Linked DNA regions of Homo sapiens: region 2 is linked to region 1. Evidence: chromatin loops called from intact Hi-C (ENCODE). Cell type or tissue: psoas muscle. All regions are shown on one strand. Each heading gives the region's core, and the rest is flanking DNA. Links, peaks and the distances in the headings are about the cores only.

What was found. Peaks named below come from ENCODE experiments on the same cell type or tissue, not always from the same donor. Only the 100,000 strongest peaks of a DNase experiment are listed, where the experiment ranks them.
Region 2: it touches region 1 in a loop (2.5-fold over the local background); 1 of 110 quality-filtered maps calls a loop at or near these places.

The regions. Positions count from the first base shown.
Region 1 is chr20:47,589,465-47,599,823 of GRCh38, reverse strand. The region is part of intron 2 of NCOA3 (nuclear receptor coactivator 3); the gene reads right to left. Among named protein-coding and RNA genes, the nearest start is that of NCOA3, 93 kb to the right of the region's middle. RefSeq lists a silencer at 9,932-10,132. In psoas muscle, for the core only: no CTCF peak of the experiment used is centred there; no DNase peak of the experiment used is centred there.
Region 2 is chr20:47,398,945-47,409,303 of GRCh38, reverse strand. All of the region lies in intron 1 of LINC01754 (long intergenic non-protein coding RNA 1754), which reads left to right. Among named protein-coding and RNA genes, the nearest start is that of LINC01754, 8.0 kb to the left of the region's middle. In psoas muscle, for the core only: no CTCF peak of the experiment used is centred there; no DNase peak of the experiment used is centred there; H3K27ac peaks cover 648 bases.

The DNA of each region.
Region 1 (10,359 bases), core at 1,966-6,965:
AAACTTTCTTGACACATGAAAAAGATATGCTGCTGGAATTCATATTGACCATATAATTACAGGATGACCTCTATAAAAAGACTGAATAAGGTTTTTTAAAATTTGAAGTGAGTGCAATTAACATCTTATTTTTGAAATCTAACAATGTTTGAGATAGGAAACCTTTTGAGATCAGTGTCATGAGGAAAGTAATATTTTTCCATAAAATTTCTGTATGACATCATAGTGTTCTTAGCAGTTTTGCATACATCAGCTAGATTCTTTAACAGCTTTACTGAGATATTAATTCACATATTATATGCTTAAAGTGCACGACTGGCTTTTAGTATATTTCAGAGTTGTGTAACTCTCACTGTAATCAATTTTAGAACATTTTCATTATCCCAAAAAGAACTCAAAATCCCTTAGCTGTTATTCCCCCCTGCTCCCATTCCCACCCCCTCAACCTCATATAACCCAACCTTCCACCTATTCACCCCTGCCCTTGACAACCACTTACGTATTTGCGTCTTTATGGATTTACCTATTCAGGACATTTAATATAAATGGCATCACACAATATCTAGTTCTTTGTGACTGGCTTCTTTTACTTAGCATAGTGTTTTCAAATACATCAACATTGTAGCACATATCGGTTCAGTCATGCCTAGCTTAATGACAGGGATACATTACGAGAAATGTGCCTTCATTCCATTTCATCATTGTGCAAACATCACAGAGTGTCCCTTAACAAACCTAGATAATACAGCCTAAATCTAGGCTATATGGTATAGCCTACAGCTCCTACGCAACAAACCTATACCTATACTGCATGTTAATATATTGAATAGCGCAGGCAAGTGTAATACAATGGTATTTGTGTATCTAAGCATATCTAAACATAGAAAAGGTACAGTAAAAATACAGTATAATCTTATGGAACCACTGTCATATATGTGGTCCTATTCCTTCATTGACTGAAACATTGTTATATGCTACATGACTGTACTTCATTGCTTTTTATTTCTGGCTAATACTTCACTGTATGGATACACCACATTTTATTTATGCACCTATCAGCTGATGGAAATTTAAGTTGTTGTTCTGCTACTATGAATACTGTTGCTATGAATATTTGTGTGTAAGCTGTGTGATTATGTATATTCTTAAATGAGAAATCATGAGCACTAATAATAAAAATAGGTTTCAGCCAGGTGTGGTGGCTCATGCCTGTAATCCCAGCACTTTGGGAGGCCAAGGCAGGAGGATCACTTGAGGTCAGGAGTTCGAGACCAGCTTGGCCAACATGGTGAAACCCTGTCTCTACTAAAAATAACAAAAATTAGCCAGGCATGGTGGCACGCACCTGTAATCCCAGCTACTCAGGAGGCTGAGGCAGGAGAACCGCGTGAACCCAGGAGGTGGAGGTTGCAGTGAGCAGAGATTGTGCCACGGCACTCCAACCTGAGCGACAGAGCGAAACTCCATCTCAAAATAAAATAAAATAAAAACAGGTTTGATAATACATGTAAATGATGCTTCCAAAGTTCGCTAGTAAACAGTAAAGAAGCCAGGTTCTTTTTTTTTTTTTTTTTTTTGAGACAGAGTCTCGCCCTATCGCCCAGGCTGGAGTGCAGTGGCGTGATCTTGGCTCACTGCAAGCTCCGCCTCCCACATTCACGCCATTCTCCTGCCTCAGCCTCCAGAGTAGCTGGGACTACAGGCGCCCGCCACCACGCCTGGCTAATTTTTTTGTATTTTTTAGTGGAGATGGGGTTTCATTGCGTTAGCCAGGATGGTCTCAATCTCCTGACCTCATGATCCGCCCACCTCGGCCTCCTAAAGTGCTGGGATTACAGGCGTGAGCCACCACGCCCGGCAGAAGCCTGGTTCTTTAAAAACATTTATTCTAAAAATCTAAAAACCAATCATGGAATCTTAACTATGATTAATATGTTAACGGGCTCTAATGGGGAAAGCAGACAACATGCAAGAAGAGATGGGTAATGTAAGCAGAGAGATAAAAACTCTAAGGAGGAATCAAAAGGAAAGGTTAGGCCAGGTGCGGTGGCTCACACCTGTAATCCCAGCACTTTGGGAGGCCGAGGCCGGTGGATCACCTGAGGTCAGGAGTTCAAGACCAGCCTGGACAATATGGAGAGACCCTATCTCTACTAAAAACACAAAAAGTAGCTGGGCTTGGTGGCGAGTACCTGTAATCCCAGCTACTCGGGAGGCTGAGGCAGGAGAATGGCATGAACCCGGGAGGCAGAGGTTACAGTTAGCCGAGATCGCACCACTGCACTCCAGCCTAGGCGACAGAGCGAAACTCCATCTCCCCCTCCCAAAAAAAAAAAAAAAAGCACAGGTTAGAATCAAAAAAGACTAACAGAAATGCAAAATGCCTTTGATGGGCTCATCAGTAGACCAAACATAGGAGTGGGAGACCAGAGAGCCTTAAGATCAATACAAACTCCCCAAAACTGAAAAAGAAAGAGAAAATGAAAAAGAAAAGAATATCCAAGAATGGTGGGACAATTATAAAAGGTGTAACACACACAAAATGGGAATACTATTCACATGAAATTTTAGAAAAGGTAAAACAGTAGTGACATAAAGCAGACCAGTTGGAGGTTTCTTCTGGTTGCTAGGGACCAGTGGAGATGACTGATTGCACAGAGGCACAAAGAACTTTAGGGAATGGTAGAAATGTTTTATATCATGACTGTGGTGATGGTCACATTTGTCAAAACTCATTAAATTGTAAATGTAAGGTTGGTAAATATTTTGTATGTATATTATGCTTTAATAAAGTTGGTTTTTTGAAATCAAGTACTTAAGGAAAATTACAGTGCTTATTGCTAATCCTATGATAAATAAAAAGTGATATGAAATAACTTAGCTAATAAAACAAGAAACAATGTATAAAACATTTCAGTAAGAAAATTTACTTTTGGCTTAGTATGGTGCCTCACACCTGTAATCCCAGCACTTCAGGAGGCCGAGGCAGGTGGATCGCTTGAGCTCAGTTCGAGACCACCCTGGGCAACATGTTGAAATCCCCATCTCTACCAAAAATGTAAAAATATTAATTAGTCAAGTGTGGTGGCAAGCGCCTGTAGTCCCAGCTACTCAAGAGGCTGAGGTGGGAGTATCGCTTGAGACTGGGCGGCAGAGGCTGCAGTAAGCCAAGATCATGGCACTGCAGTTCAGCCTGGGCAACAGTGTGAGACCCTGTCTAAAATTTAAAAAAAGAAAGAAAATTTACTTTTTCTAAAGTAGTACCACCACATTGAAAGCAAATATATTAGCAGTTAAAATCAAGTTTGTTTAAAACTTTAGAGCAATAAAAATATTTTAAACGAGATACAAAAAATGATCATTGCAACGTTGTTCACACTTCAAAAGCTAGAAGAAACTCTAATGTTTATCAATTGCAGATTTGAAAAATGAATTCTAATGAAGCCATGCAAAAGAATACAATACAGGGATGGTAAAAATGAATTATACACAACATGGTTGGATCTTACAATTTAGAAAGCCACCACATTACATCCATTATATTTTTGGAAAGCTAAAAAAAACAAGAAAACTAAACATTGTTCAAGGACACATCCAAATGAGACTTTTTCAAAGTTTTTTAAATGAAGTTAATTATTAACTCAAAGATAGCTGTGACTTCAAGGATAGAAGCAGGATGACTTCGGGAAGAAAGATTCAGGGAGCAGGTACACTATACGAACTGACCGTCCCGTTCTTCAGTTCAAGGAGTGGGTTCAAGAATAGCCTTCAAAGTATACTTCATAATTCAAATAATATATACTCTTTATTTATATAAAAATAATGTGTAATTTTAGTGTTTAAAGTAAAAAATCACTATGTGAACAAATACTTGCTCTAACATCTGAGTGAGGTATTGTGATAAATGCATTCCACTTATTACTCCCATTTAATCCTCCTGACAGCCCTATGAAACACAGAATAGTGAGCTAGATGAAAGTACAGTTCAATATTATCCCTACTTCACTTGAAAACACTGAGACATCGAAAGGTAAACTCAACCCAAAGTCATACATCCAGTAAGTGGTGGAGCTAGAAATTAAATCCAAGTCATTCTAACTTCAGAGCCAAGCTTTTAACCAATCCCACCAAAAAATTAAAAAAAAAAAAAGCCTTATGTCATGGCATCAAATATTTTATTTTTTTCATGGAATCTCAGTAAAGCCACATCACTTACAGCTATTCTAACAGTTTAGATAGAACTGGCCTTACTGGACTTCCAATAATAAATCACTCTTTTCCAGCCACACCAAGTGGAAGATCCCACCAGTCTAAAAAATTTAAAACCAGTTATAAATCACGGTCCTTTGCAAGTTAAGCGCCAGCCAAGGACTGTAGATTCTTGACCTATCCCTATAGATATCTCCTGTAAAAAATTATTTTAAGGCCAGGCGTGGTGGCTCACTCCTGTAATCCCAGCACACTTTGGTAGGCCAAGGCGGGCGGATCACCTGAGGTCAGAAGTTTGAGACCAGCCTGGCCAACATGGTGAAACCCCATCTCTACTAAAAATAAAAAATTAGCTGGGCATGGTGGTACGTGCCTGTAGTCCCAGCTACTCAGGGAGCTGAGGCAGCAGAATCGCTTGAACCCAACAGGCAGAGGTTGCAGTGAGCCGAGATGGCGCCGCTGCACTCCAACTAGGGTGACAGAGTGAGAGTGTCTTTAAAAAAAAAAAAAAGGTCATTTTAAAGGCTGGGCGTGGTGGCTCACACCTGTAATCCCATCACTTTGGGAGGCAAAGGCAGGCGGATTGCCTGAGGTCAGGGGATCGAGACCAGCCTGGCCAGCGTGGCAAAATTCCATCTCTACTAAAAATACAAAAATTAGCCAGTCGTGGTGGCGGGTGCCTGTAATCCCAGCTACTCAGGAGGCTGAGGCAGGAGAATTACTTGAACTCGGAAGGCAGAGGTTGCAGTGAGCTGAGATCGCGGTACTGCGCTCCAGACTGGGCGGCAACAGCAAAACTGTCTCCAAAAAAAAAAAAAAAAAAAAATCAGGTATTCTGCCCACCTCAGCCTTCCAAAGTGCTGGGATTACAGGCGTGAGCCACCGTGCCCAGCAATATCATGAAGACTTTCATCTTCTCTTTTTTTTTTTTTTTTTTTTTTTTTTTTTTTGAGACAGAGTCTCGCTCTGTCGCCCAGCCTGGAGTGCAGTGGCACAATCTCCACTCACTGCAACCTCCACCTCCCAGGTTCAAGGGATTCTCCTGCCTCAGCCTCCTGAGTAGCTGGGATTACAGGTGCCTGCCAACACGCCAGGCTAATTGTTTTGTATTTTTAGTAGAGACGAGATCTCATCATGTTGGCCAGGCTGGTTTCGAACTCCTGACCTCAAGTGATCTGCCCACCTAGGCCTCCCAAAGTGCTAGGATTACAGGCATGAGCCACTGCACCTGGCCAAGACTTTCATCTTCTAATCTGACTGGTTATCACGCATCTTGAGTGGTGTAACAGCAGTTAGCAGGTAACTAAAAGGTTCCGTAATGTAGAATCTGATCCGTCAATCATAGAAAATTAAAGCTGGAAAGAACCTGAGATTATGTGTAAAACAAGTGAACTGGTCATTATGAAGAAAATGATGCCAAGATGAGACTACTACTCTTCCTAGTTCCCATCTGGCAACATGTGTTTTCTGGCTTTAAATATGAGAGGTGTTATATCCAAGGCAAAATCAACAAATGTTGATTTTTATACATAAGGCAATACAAACCTAAAAACAATTCACTTAAGTTGTTTGGTTTTTAAGTAATCGTTGCCTTATAGGATTTCTATGAATTTGGTTCATATTTTAATTAGAAGGCATGAATGCAGAATTTATAATTAAAATGTTTACCTTTAAACTTTAGAAATTTAATTTCAAAATAAACTGAAGGAGAAATATAAATATACGGTTACTACAACTAAGAATGTCATTCTTATGCCAGTAATTCTTTTCCCATACTACTAATTATCTTATAAGGTTCTAACAGAACTTTAGAAACTAGAATTTTAGGAAAATGTTTATATAAAGGCACTTGATAATTATCCTGGCTTAGTAATGCTTTCATTCCTTTACCAAACTTTATAATGTTCTTATTTTAACTAAGATGACACAAAAACTGGTTTAAAAATTTTCATGAAGTTAAATCCATCAACTTGGCCAGGCGCAGTGGCTCACGTCTGTAATCCTAGCGCTTTGGGAGGCCGAGGCAGGCGGATCACGAGGTCAGGAGATCGAGACCATCCTGGCTAACATGGTGAAACCCCATCTCTACTAAAAATACAAAAAAAATTAGCCGGGCGTGGTGGCGGGCGCCTGTAGTCGCAGCTACTCCGGAGGCTGAGGCAGGAGAATGGAGTGAACCCGGGAGGTGGAGCTTGCAGTGAGCCGCGACGCACCACTGCACTCCAGCCTGGGCAACAGAGCGAGACTGTCTCAAAAAAAAAAAAAAAAAAAAAAAAAAAATCCATCAACTCAAGAGGAGGTACTCCAAAGAGTTAATTTCCGAGACAATGAATGATACCGCAGTCTGGGATTCCAAAGTCTTGATTTTAAAACGTATGTGGTGGCCGGGTGCAGTGGCTCAGGCCTGTAGTCCCAGCACTTTGGGAGGCCGAGGCAGGTGGATCACCTGAGGTCAGGAGGTCAAGACCAGCCTGGCCAACATGGTGAAACTCCATCTCTACAAAATACAAAACATTAGCAGGGTGTGGTGGCGGATGCCTGTAACCCGAGCTACTTGAGAGGCTGAGGCAGGAAAATCGCTTGAACCTGGGAGGCAGAGATTGTAGTGAGAGGAGATCACACTACTGCACTCCAGCCTGGGCAACAAGAGCAAAACTCTGTCTCAAAAAAACAGTCTGTCATTAGAATTAAATTTTTCTGTTGAGTAACCACAGACATACTTTCACTGCTGGAGGAATGTCATCTAAAAAGATTAGTTCAAGGTATTACTGACTTCAGGATACTTAAATTCTTCAACTGAAAACCGTTTTTTAAATGAGAAGAACTTCAATTTTCTGCAATTTGACAATGTTGTTAATTAAGTAGCATCCGCTACCAGGACCACCACTCACACCAGTTACAGTATGAACATTTTAACTGACAGCAACTTATTAGAAGATAAAGATCATGGCATTATGGAAAGAAAATGGTCTGTAGTTTGTAAACAATCAAGTTAGGTTCTAATTTCAGTTCTGCCACAAACTAGGTATATAACTTTGATAAACCTGTTACCTTTTCTGAAGCCTCTATCAACCCCAACACAGGGCTGTAGGAATGAAATAAGAGGTAAAAGTATTTCATTGTTGAATAGTGCTTAGAAATTGAGTTGGCAGAAAAAGTCACTGAACTTGAAGGGATATCAAAAGAATTATCCAATTTGAAGAAGAGAAAGGAAGAAGACTGAAGAAAAATGGTTAGAACCTTAATGACTTATAAACATATCAAATGGTCGGCTGGGCCTGGTGGCTCACACCTGTAATCCCAGCACTTTGGGAGGCTGGGGCAGATGGATCACCTGAGGTCAGGAGTTCAAGACCAGCCTGGCCAACATGGCAAAACCCCATCTCTACTAAAAATACAAAAAAAATTAGCCAGGTGTGGTGGCAAGCACCTGTAATCCCAGCTACTCAGGAGCTGAGGCAGGAGAATTGCTTGAACCCAGGAGGCGGAGGTTGCAGTGAGCCAAAAGAGCACCACTGCACTCCAGCCTGGGGTACAAGAACGAAACTCCACCTCAAAACAAAAGAAAATCAAATGGCCTAGCAAGTATGATTGGAGTCCCAGAGGAAGGAGAATTAAATTGAAGCAGAGATGCAGAAAAAGTACTTGAAGAATGGCCAAAACTTTCCATATTTGATGAAAACACAAATTTACAAATCCAAGAAGCTCAAAGAATACCATGCAGGATAAATACAAAGAAAACTAGACCTAAATACATAGTCAAACTATTTTAAACCAAACGTAAAAAGAAAATCTTAAAAGTATCCACAAGAAAAAAAGACCACACATACTGAGAACAAGATTAAAAATCAACTCTTCAAAAAAAAAAAGGGGAGGAGGTTACAACACCACAGAACAACTTTAAAGTGCTGAAATAAAAAAATCAACAACCCAGAATTTTCTATCCAGTGAACCAAACCTTCAAAAATAGGGTGAAATAAAGACATTTTCAGATAAATAAAAGTTGAGACAATCAGTGATAAACAATTCTGGAAATGAAATTATATCCTTCAGGCCAAAGAGAAAGGGGCATCAGATGAAAATGCACATCTATAAAGATGAATGAAGAGTACCAGAAATGTCTTACTGTCAAATGGGTGATGGCTTCTGCTACTCTCCGATGCTTCCCTTGAGGACTCATATGCTATAATTTGTCTTCAAAGGACAGTTGAAGATTCTCATGCAAAAGACTGTACAAAGTACCTTTAAATCTTGATAATTTATGAAATACTCTGGGCAATGAACTACTGAGCTAACATTTTTAAATTTTAAAACTATACTAAAGGCCAAAATGTCTAGGTATCTTAAACATCTAAGCAGACAACTTAAAAGTGACTACAGAATAAGCCTAAGAGAAACAGAATTAACTGCATAGGACTAAATGAACTAGTGGCAGAAATTTAACCAGTTGTTTCAGACTATGGTTTTTTCTTTTGTTTTTTCTTTTGTCTTTTGTTTTTTGTCTTGAGACACAATCTTACTCTGTTTCCCAGGCTGGAATGCAATGGTGCGATCTCGGCTCACTGCAGCCTCTGCCCCCTGGGGTTCAAGTGATTCTTATGCCTCAGCCTCCCGAGTAGCTGGGATTACAGGCACCCATCACCACCCCCAGCTAATTTTTACGTTTTTAGTAGAGAGAGGTTTCACCACGTTGGTCAGGCTGGTCTTGAACTCCTGACCTCAGGTGATCAACCTGCCTCAGCCTCCCAAAGTGCTGGGACTACAGGTATGAGCCACCATGCCCAGCCGTTTTTTGTTTTGTTTTGAGGCAGGGTCTTGGTCTCTTGCCCAGGATGGGGTGCGATGGTGCGATCACGGCTCACTGAGGCATCAGCCTCCCAGCGTCAAGCGATCCTCCTACCTCAGCCTCCCCAGCAGCTGGGACCACAGGCATGTGACACACAATGCCCAGTTAATGTTTTTATTTTTTATTTTTGTAGAGACGGGGTCTTACCATATTGCCCAGGCTGGTGTTATTTTTTAATATTCTGTTTTCTGATGGCTATATGAGGAAGCCCTTTTCCTTTCTTCTTCATCTACCTCTAGCTCACAATTTAATATATTATGCTTTTGTAGGAAAATTTTTAAATGGCATTTGAGAGCGGTGGCGCATGCCTGTAGTCCCAGCTACTCAGGAGGCTGAGGCAGGACTGCTTGAGTCCAGGAATTCAAGATTGCAATGAGCCACAATCATACCACTGCACTCCAGGTAGGTCAAGAGAGTGAGACCCCACCTCAAAATAAAGTAAAAACTAAGTCTATTTTTTCATGTTAATAACGTTATTTGCATAGGCTTAATCAAATTCCGTCAAGACAAAGGTAAATAAAATTTACCAGGATAACTGGACAAATCATTGTACAATCTAGGTCATATACTATTTCTTATAATTAAGAACAATATAATGATATAATGTCATATAATTATAATATAATCGTATGACAAGTCCACCACTATAACAAAGATAGTAGGGCAGGACACAGTGGCTCACACCTGTAATCCCAGCACCAACACTTGGGGAAACCAATGCAGGGGGATTATTTGAGCCCAGGAGTTCAAGACTAGCCTAGGCAATATAGTGATACCTCACTTCCACAAAACATTTTAAATAAACATCTTATAAATTAAAAAATTTTTTTAAAAAGAAAACAAAGATTTTACATTATACAAGAAGTCAATGTTTATGGGCCTGGTACCTGTTCTTGGTTTACAGGGACTAGCTTCACAGATGGAAGGTCACTTAGTGGCAGCCAATGACTCAGTAAATTTAGGGAACCTGAACAAGAGATGACTTCATCCAAATTTATAAGTATTCCAAGTGAAATCTGGTGGAGAGGGTATTGTATTTGTTTCCTAGTTTCAGGATAAAAGAACAAATAAAAGAGACTTTAAAAGTTCAAGTCAGCCAGGTGCAGTGGCTCATGCCTATAATCCCAGAACTTTGGGAGGTCAAGGAGGGTGTATCACCTGAGTCAGGAGCTCGAGATCAACCTGGACAACATGGCAAAACCCCGTCACTACTTAAAAAAAAAAAATTAGCTGGGCTTAGTAGTGGGCACCTGTAATCCCAGCTACTCAGGAGGCTGGGGCAGGAGAATCACTTGAACCAGGGA
Region 2 (10,359 bases), core at 2,360-7,359, 190 kb after region 1:
AATTTTTTGTATTTTTTTAGTAGAGACAGGGTTTCACGGTGTTAGCCAGGATGGTCTCGATCTCCTGACCTTGTGATCCGCCCGCCTCGGCCTCCCAAAGTGCTAGGATTACAGGCGTGAGCCACCGCACCCAGCTAGCTGGACTTTCTATTCTCTTCCACTAACCTATTTGTCTATCCTTCTTTATTTTGTTTTTTTATTTTGAGATGTGGTCTTTCTCTGTTGCCCAGGCTGGAGTGCAGTGGTAGGATTATAGCACACTGCAGCCTTGACCTCTTGTGCTCAAGCAATCCTCCTGCCTCAGCCCCTCACGTAGCTGGGACCACAGGTACATGCCACCACACCCAGCTAATTTTTTGTAGAGATGGCATCTTGTTGTGCTACCCAAGCCGGTCTTGAACTCCTGGGCTCAAGCAATCCTCCCACCTCAGCCTCACAAAGTCCTGGGATTACAGGCATGAGCCATCATGCCCTACAAATCTTTCTGTTACCTTTTCAAATATGTAAATTGTCCATGGATACCCAATCATACAACACAATTGCCCTTGTTCATACAAGTATTTTCTGAGTCTAATTTGTGCCAGTCATTGGGCATACAGTGGTGCTCAGGACCCAGCACCTTCCCTGGCCTCATGGAGCTTGAGGTAGTAAACATCTGCTGGTTTTGCCTGCTCAAAATCCTCCCTGCTTCAAGCAACAACTTCCTCCTCTCCACTGGAAAGCCACTGCCCATCCACTCTCACCCCACGTGTTCAGAGAAGGCTGACCTCAACATTCCCTTCAAAAGGTGGATGCATAGGCCAGGTGCGGTGGCTCATGCCTGTGATCCCAGCACTTTGGGAGGCCGAGGCAGGTGAATCACCAGGTCAGGGGTTCAAGACCAGCCTGGCCAACATAGTGAAACCCTGTCTCTACTAAAAATACAAAAATTAGCCAGGCATGGTGGTGCACACCTGTAATCCCAGCTATTCAGGAGGGTGAGGCAGGAGAATCGCTTGAACCCAGGAGGTGGAGGTTGCAGTGAGCTGAGATCGTGCCATTGCACTCCAGCCTGGGCAACAGAGCGAGACTGTCTCAAAAACCAACAAACAAAAAAAGGTGGATGCATGATCCAGGTTTGGCGACATTTTTCTAGACCTGCCAGTAAGATGTAGTTTTCTATACTCTGGTTTTTGAAGTTGGGGAGCTACAGGGGGCACTATTGCCTGAGATTCTCCTCCTGAGAAGCCAACATGGAGGACATGAGGGTCTCCAGGGGGAGATCAACAAGTACTTACCCTGTGGCCATCATTCTGGCTGTGCCTGAAGCTCACGAGGCTCCTGGGATTTCCAATTCTATGAGTCAATAAATTTTGTTATAATTATAATTCTGTTTATCTTTTTACTTTTTTTTTTTTTTTGAGACTTTTTTTTGTCACCCAGGCTGAAGTGAGTGGTGCAATCTCCGTTCACTGCAACCTCCGCCTCCCGGGTTCAAGGGTTTCTCCCTGCCTCAGCCTCCCGAGTAGCTGGAACTACAGGCGCGTACCACCATGCCTGGCTAATTTTTGTATTTTTAGTAGAGATGGGGTTTCACCATGTTGGCCAGACTAACCTCAGGTGATCCGCCTGCCTCGGCCTCCCAAAGTGCCGCGGTGTGAGCCACTGCGCCCAGCCTTACCTTTTTACTTAACACCATTTGAGTTGAGCCTACTTGCCCTCTGCTCAATATAAAAGAGTTAATGCAGGCAAAAAGGACAAAGGCTGGGTCAACACAGGCATCTTGGGGCAATTCCTTGGCCAACTTTTGAGGCAATGGTTATGAATTCCCTCCTTTGAAGGCCTCTGTCTAGCCCCTCTATCCAATCAAATAACAAGTCCCTAGAGAACAGTATTTTTCACACTGAAGATTATGACCCACTAGTGAATCATGAAGTGAATTTATTGGGTTACAGCCAGCACTTTTTAAAAAAAGAAATAGAAAAGAATACAAAGAATAGAAAATATCAGAGGGCATTCCATGTTGCAAGCCTAAGTATTGTTAATAAAAATGTTTCTGTTGTGTGCATGTGTGTACTGAGTCACCATGTAAAATGTATTTGTTACTGTGGGACACGGTCGAATAGGCTGGAAAACCTCCGCTGTAGAGCAATCCGTGGCAGACTCTGTGGGCTGCCCACCCAATAACCCTCCCTGCCTTTCTCCTTGCTGAGAGAATTATGATTTTGTCCAATACCCCTCCCTGCCTTTCTCCTTGCTGAGAGAATTATGATTTTGTTAAGGAATGGAAGCAGCCATGTGTTTATAGGGAGGTTGAGCTGTGTGGAATTATGGGTGGGGGCTAAGCCTCTTTATAGCCCAGGGAGTGAGTGCTGTTGTTGTTGTTGTTGTTTTGAGACAGGGTCTTGCTGTGTCTCCCAGGATGGAGTGCAGTGGCACGATCATAGCTCACCACAGCCTCCACCTCCTGGGCTCAAATGATCCTCCCACCTCAGCCTCCCAAGCAGCTAGGACTACAAGTGCACACCACCACCACATCCAGGTAATTTTTTAAATTTTTATTTATTTTATTTTTTTGAGATGGAGTCTCGCACTGTCGCCCAGGCTGGAGTGCAGTGGTACAATCTTGGCTCACTGAACCTCCACCTCCAGGTTCAAGCAATTCTCCTGTCTCAGCCACCCAAGTAGTTGGAATTACAGGTGTGCGCCACCATGCCCAACTAATTTTGCTATTTTTAGTAGAGACAGGATTTCACCATGTTGGCCAGGCTGGTCTCGAATTCCTGCCCTCAAGTGATCCACCTGCCTCGGCCTCCCAAAGTGCTGGGATTACAGGCATGAACCACTACACTTGGCCTATTTTTATATTTTAGAGACGGAGTCTCAATATGTTGCTCAGGTCTCAAACTTCTGGGCTCAAGGGATCCTCAGAGAGTGAGTTTTAATCAATATAAGTCAGTGGTTCTCCAGTTGTGAATGCTGAATCCTCAAGACCTTTCCAAGAGGTCCACAAAGCCTTCTTTTTTGCAACAACATACATGTATGAGACCAGAATTTCTGTGTATTTAAAGCAAAACAGAATATCACAATGGGTTGAATGCAGAAGCAGGCATGAAAATCCAGCTTCTTCTGTTAAGCAGACATCAAAGAGATAATAGCAAAATGCAAAACAGGGCCACTTTGCCACTTGGAGGCCAAGGCCAGAGGATCGCTTGAGTCCCGGAGTTCAAGACCAGCCTGGGGAACACAGAAGGACCTTGTCTCTATAAAAATTATGAAGTAATTAGCTGGATGTGGTGCTGCAAGCCTGTGCTTCCTGGTACTCAGGATGCTGAGGAAGGAGGGTCGCTTCAGCCCAGGAGGTCGAGGCTGCAGGGAGCTATGATTGCATCACTGCACTCTAGCCTGGGAAACAGAGCAAGAACCTGTCTAAAACAAACAAACAAAGAAACAAACAAAAAATGCCATGCTTTGCACTATTTTTTGTCTTGCAAAGTATAGCTATTTTTCATAAAAAATTATTTATGTTACTATGTAAAGGATAATTTTGAATGAATAAATACATGTTTAATTTTTTTCACTTTTAACTTCTAATATAGCAAATATCAATAGACATAACCACATAAACCAAAGCTCTTTGGAGTCATTAATAACCTGACAACAGCTTTTTTGTCTCATTTTGTTTTGTTTTGTTTTGTTTTGAGACGGAGTCTCACTTTGTCACCCAGGCTGGAGTGCAGTGGCATGATCTCGGCTCACTGCAACCTCCGCCTCCCAGGTTCAAGCGATTCTCCCGCCTTAGCTGCCCGAGTAGCTGGGATTACAGGTGCGTGCCAACACGCCCAGCTAATTGTATTTTTAGCAGAGATAGGGTTTCACCATGTTAGCCAGGCTGGTCTCAAACTCCCGACCTCAGGTGATCCACCCACCTTGGCCTCCCAAAGTGCTGGGATTACAGGCATGAGCCACCGTGCCTGGTCCTGAGACAACCATTTGAGAACACTGACCTAAGCCACTCATGCTTGTTTCCTTCGACTTGCCAGTGATTTTATTAGGAATGTGATGCAATTCTAGTAAATAAGATTTAAAGTTAGCTGAAGACTTCCGAGGAAGTTTTCCTGCTAGAAAAATAAAAAAGAAGAGCAGCATGGGAGGAAACAGGTTCTCTTCTTCTACTCCACTGGATTAATGTGTATGTGATGTGCCTCCTGGAGCAGTGGCAGCCATATTACAACTATGAGGTTACAAGGTTGAGAAAAAAGCCGACACACTGAGGATGGCAGAGTGAAGAGATGGAAAGAATAAGGTCCTTTAAGATAGTGTTGAGCCTCTATCCACCAGCCCAGGACCACCTATCTCTGGATTTCTTGTTCTGTAAGATAATAAATCTCTCCCCACAGATCATAAAATCTATAAAGCCAGAGTTTTTCTTGGATTTTCAGGAGTGGTGAGGGGGTTGATCTGTTTTATTCATTGCCATATCCCCAGCACCTAGAACAGGACCTGGAATATAGTAAGTGACAGGAAAATGTTTGTAGAATAAATGAATGACTCCTTAAAGATATTCCTTGTTGTATTTTGTTATTCTTGTTACTTATAGCCAAAACACCGTGTGTGTGTGTGTGTGTGTGTGTGTGTGTGTGTGTGTGTGTGTGTGTGTATCTTGCTGTGTCACTAAGGCTGCAGTGCAGTGGCCTGATCATGGCTCACTGCAGCCTTGACCTGCTGGACTCAAGTGATCCTCCTGACTCAGCCTCCCAAAGTGCTGGGATTACAGGTGTGAGCCACTGCTCACAGCTCAAAACATTTTTAATTGATTCAAACGTCCAGCCCTACTCCAATTTCTGCTTATGGGAATTCTTTTCAGCCATCCTCCTCAGTAAGCCTTTCATCAAACAGTGTCTCAGCCCAAGTTGAGCATGCCCTAACTTTTTTTTTGAGACGGAGTTTCGCTTTTGTTGCCCAGGCTGGAGTACAGTGGCGTGATCTCGGCTCACCGCAACCCCTGCCTCCCAGGTTCAAGTGATTCTCCTGCCTCAGCCTTCCGAGTAGCTGGCATTACAGGCATGCATCACCATGCCCAGCTAATTTTGTATTTTCAGTAGAGACAGGGTTTCTCCATGTTGGTCAGGCTGGTCTCGAACTCTCAACCTCAGGTGATCCGCCTGCCTCAGCCTCCCAAAGTGCTGGGGTTACAGGCGTGAGCCACTGCGCCCAGCCACGCATGCCCTAATTTATAACCTCACAACACCATGGGGTTATATCTATTTCAGAACTTGTCACTTTTTTGCGGGGGGCAGGGGGTGGCTGTCTCTTTGGTCTATTTCACTAGAAGTGGAGGTCAAAGGCTTATTAGTTTGGGTAAAATCTAGGCTGCTATAACAAAGAGACATTAAGTTTAGTGGCTTAAACAAAATCAAGTATATATCTCTCTCACTAACAACCCAAGTTAGGAGGTCCTAGGGTAGCAGGGAGGCAATGGCCAGCTTCAACACACAGCTTCAATCTCTGGGTCGAGGTACCTGCTCTAGGTCCTGCCATCACACCTGCATCCTGGCCAGTGGAAAATGGCAGAAAAAGGGGCAAAGGGAGAACATATCCATTCCTTTTAATAGCATGACCCATTAAGTGATGATAAAGTGTGTCAGAGCAAAAAAAAATAGCATGACCTAGAAGGAACATTTATCATTGTTGCTTATATCTCACTGACCAGAACTCAGTCACATCAACACTTAGATCCAAAGCAGGCTGAGAAATGTAGTCATCAGGCCAGGCACAGCAGCTCACACCTGTAACCTCAGCACTTTGGGAGGCCGAGGCAGGCAGATCACCTGAGGTCAGGAGTTCAAGACCAGCCTGGCCAACATGGTGAAAACCTGTCTCTACTAAAAATACAAAAATATCCAGGCATGGTGTTGTTGGGTGCCTGTAATCCCAGCTACTCAGGAGGCTGAGGCAAGAGAATTGCTTGAACCCAGGAGTTGCAGTGAGCCAAGATCACGCCACTGCACTCCAGCCTGGGTGGCAGACCTAGACTCTGTCTCAAAAAAAAAAAAAAAGAAAAGAAAAAAAAAAGGAAATGTAGTCATCGGGGGCCGGCCATGGTGGCTCACCCCTGTAATCCTGGCACTTTGGGAGGTCAAGGTGGGCAGATCACCTGAGGTCAGGAGCTGGAGACCAACCTGGCCCACGTGGTGAAACCCCATCTCTACTAAAAATACAAAAATTAGCCGGGCGCAGTGGCCGGCACCTGTAGTCCCAGCTACTCGGGAGCCTGAGGCAGGAGAATCACTGACCCGGGAGGTGGAAGTTGCAGTGAGCCAAGATTGTGCCACTGCACTCCAGCCTGGACAACAGAGTGAGACGCCGTCTCAAAACAAAAAAAGAGAAATGTAGTCATCAACTGGATAAACATGCACCCACCTAAAACTCATAACTTCTGTTATTAAAGAAAGAAGGGGAAAAAAGAGATATTAGTGCTGAAACAGCTGTCTCTGCCATAATACTCAGTTTGATTCATCCTTGTACCCTCAGAGCCTCAGAAAGGCTTGGCACATAGTGTTGAGGAAAAATTTAATGAAAGAACAAGGCCAGGCGCAGTGGCTCACACCTGTAATCCCAGCACTTTGGGAGGCCGAGGCGGGTGGATCGCGAGGTCAGGGGATCGAGACCATCCTGGCTAACACAGTGAAACCCCGTCTCTACTAAAAATACAAAAAATCAGCCAGGCGTGGTGGCGGGCGCTGTAGTCCCAGCTACTCGGGAGGCTGAGGCAGGGGAATGGCGTGAACCCGGCGGGCGGAGCTTGCAGTGAGCCGAGATTGCACCACTGCACTCCAGCCTGGGAGACAGAGCAAGACTCCACCTCAAAAAAAAAAAAAAAAAAGAAAGAAAGAACAAATGAGAAAGAACAGAACCCAAGAATCTTGCTTTTTTTTTTCTTTTTGAGACAAGGTCTTATTCTGTCACCCAGCCTGGAGTGCAGTGGTGCAATCACAGCTCACTGCAGCCTCGACCTCCTGGGCCCAAGCAATCCTCCCACCTCAGTGTTCTGAGTAGCTGGAACCACAAGCACGCACCACCACGCCTGGCTTCTTTTTTTTTTTAGACGGAGTCTGGCTCTGTCGCCCAAGCTGAAGTGCAATGCCGCGATCTCGGCTCACTGCAAACTCCACCTCTCGGGTTCAAGCGATTCTCCTGCCTCAGCTTCCCGAGCAGCTGGGATTACAGGCACCTGCCACCACACCCGGCGAATTTTTGTATTTTTAGTAGAGACGGGGTTTCACCATAGTGGCCAGGCCGTTCTCGAATCGAACTCCTGACCTCAAGTGATCCTCCCACCTCAGCCTCCCAAAGTGCTGGGATTACAGGCGTGAGCCACCACGCCCAGCATTTTTTTTTTTTTTTTTTTTTTTGGTGGAGATGCGGTCTCTCTACGTTGCCCAGGATGGTCTCAAACTCCTGGGCTCAAGTGATTCTCCCAATTAGGCCTCCCAAAATGTTGGGATTACAGGTGTGAGCCACAGCCCCCGGCCAAGAATACTACTCTTGATGGATATACCATTAATCTGGAAATCAAACAGAAACCAGAAGAGACAATATTAGCTCATGAACACAGCCAGTCGTGTTGGCTCATGCCTGCAGTCCTAGCGCTTTGGGAGGCAGAGGCAGGAAGACCACTTGACCCCAGTAGTTCAAGACCAGCCTGGGCAAAATGGCGAAAACTCTTCTCTACAAAAAATACTAAAATTAGCCGGACATGGTGGTGCGCACCTTTAATCTCAGCTACTCGGGAGGCTGAGGCAGGAGAATCTCTTGAACCCAGGTGGTGGAGGTTTCAGTGAGCCAAGATCGCACCATTGCACTCCAGCCTGGGCGAGAGAGACTGTCTCAAAAAAAAAAAAAAGGCCGGGTGCAGTGGCTCACGCCCTGTAATCCCAGCACTTTGGGAAGCCAAGGCGGGCGGATCACGAGGTCAGGAGATGGAGACCATCCTTGTTAACATGGTGAAACCCCGTCTCTACTAAAAAAATACAAAAAAATTAGCTGGGCGTGGTGGCAAGCGCCTGTAGTCCCAGCTACTGGGGAGGCTGAGGCATGGGAATGGCGTGAACCTGGGAGGTGGAGCTTGCAGTGAGCCGAGATTGCGCCACTACACTCCAGCCTGGGCGACAGATTGAGACTCCGTCTCAAAAAAAAAATAAAATAAAAGACATTGTGCACTTTAAATATACCCAGATCCTAAGATCCTAGCACAGTTGGAGCCAGGTGCTCAAAGATGTCTTCAGAATCTTCTAGTCCTTCATGCTGTCAGCGTCTTCTGTGAGGCTTCACTCTCAGTGTGGTGAGAGGGGCCAGCAGTCTCAAGAAAGGCGTGTCTCTGACAGTTTCAGCAGGAAGTGGTAGGAAATGAATCCTCTGATTGGCCCAGTTTGGGTCATGTGCCCAGATCTGACCAATCACATTGGCCAGATGGATGAAGCCCTCCGATTGGCTAGGTCTGGGTCACATGTTCACATCAAGCGTTGAGAGATCCAGATCTGGAGTAGAAGAACGAAAGTGATTGGCAAGAGTCTGCTCAGCAGGAAAAGCTCTACTGATCTACTCCATAGCTCCCTCTCTGTCTGGCTCCTGTTTCATTCTTCCCATTACAAAAATCCAGGGAAACTATTGGGCAAAGGCAGAGTCTCCTCCAAGGGCCTCAGTTGCTGGGCAGGCAAAGACCAAATGGTCTTTTCTTTAAGGGGGCGGGGTGCTATAATCACTTATATTAATTATTCAACCACATAAATTAACTTCCAGGACTCTGGATATATTTCGGGGGAAGAGTCTAAATAATTCATATTTGATTCATAATACGTGCATATTCTAATACCAGATAATTGGAAAATTATACACCAGAAATACTGTTCATGCAAATATGCATTGTTACTCTCTGCATAAAGGAGGCATTGCAGGCATAATTAATAATGATGGTGCCATAATAACAGTAAGTCTAATTCTGTGTTAAATTCTGTTTGATTATAATGCATTAAATCTATGATTTAACGGTTTTATACATGTACATGCACACGCATATAATTTTACAAAAAATCATAAATGTGATCATATCATATATGTTGGGGGAAAGAAAGTTTTTGTTTTTTGTTTTTTGTTTTGTGAGATGGAGTTTTGCTCTTGTCGCCCAGTCTGGAGTGCAATGGCACAATCTCAGCTCACCGCAACCTCCACCTCCCAGTTTCAAGTGATTCTCCTGCTTCAACCTCCCGAGTAGCTGGGATTACAGGGCCTCACCACCACGCCCAGCTAATTTTTACATTTTTAGTAGAGACGGGGTTTCACCATGTTAGCCAGGCTAGTCTCGAACTCCTGACCTCTGGTAATCCACCCCTGCCCTTGGCCTCCCAAAGTGCTGGGATTACAGGCGTGAGCCAACATGCCCGGCCAGGAAGTTTCTTCTAGAGAAATCTTTTTGGTTTTTCTCTTTCTTTTTTCTCTTGGCTTCTCCTTCCCTATTTCTCCTTTTTCTCTCCCGTTCTCACCTCGGGTTTGTATGCTCCCATCTTTTTCTCCATGCCTAGGTAATTTTATACAAATACACATATACAGCCAGGCTCGGGGGCTCATACCTTTAACCCCAGCACTTTGGGAAGCCGAGGCAGGCGGATCACTTGAGGTCAGGAGTTTGAGAACAGTCTGGCCAACATGGTGAAACCCCGTCTCTACTAAAAATACAAAAATTAGCCAGGTGTGGTGGGCTCCTGTAATCCCAGCTACTCAGGAGGCTGAGGCATGAGAATTGCTTGAACCAGGAGGTGAAGTTGCAGTGAGCTGAGATTGCGCCACTGCACTCCAGCCTGGGCAACAAAGCAAGACTATATCTGGAAAAACAAACGAACAACAACAAAAAAAACAAATACACATATACATACATATTTGGATACACGTACATGTATATGTAAGTATAGACATGCAAACATACTACATACACATTGAATACACAGGAGTTTATATAAATAGCATCATGTTATACTCATTTTTCTGTATCCTCCTTTTCTCATTTAACACATCACATTGACATCCCTCCAGGCCACCTGGCAAAGAGCATTTTAGTGGCTGTACAATATTCTGTGGTGTGGCTATACCGTGATCTATTCAGAAACTCTGTAAGGATGGATATTTACTTTGTTTGCCATTTTTGCCAAGATGAACAATATTGCACACATCTTCTTGCACATATATTCTTACATATTAGTTCCCAAGAGTGGAACTTATCCCATGGAAATGTTAAAAGGCCTTGCCCAAAGGCTGTAACAATAATGTATTAGGGTTGCCGGGCGCGGTGGCTCACGCCTGTAACCCCAGCACTTTGGGAGGCCG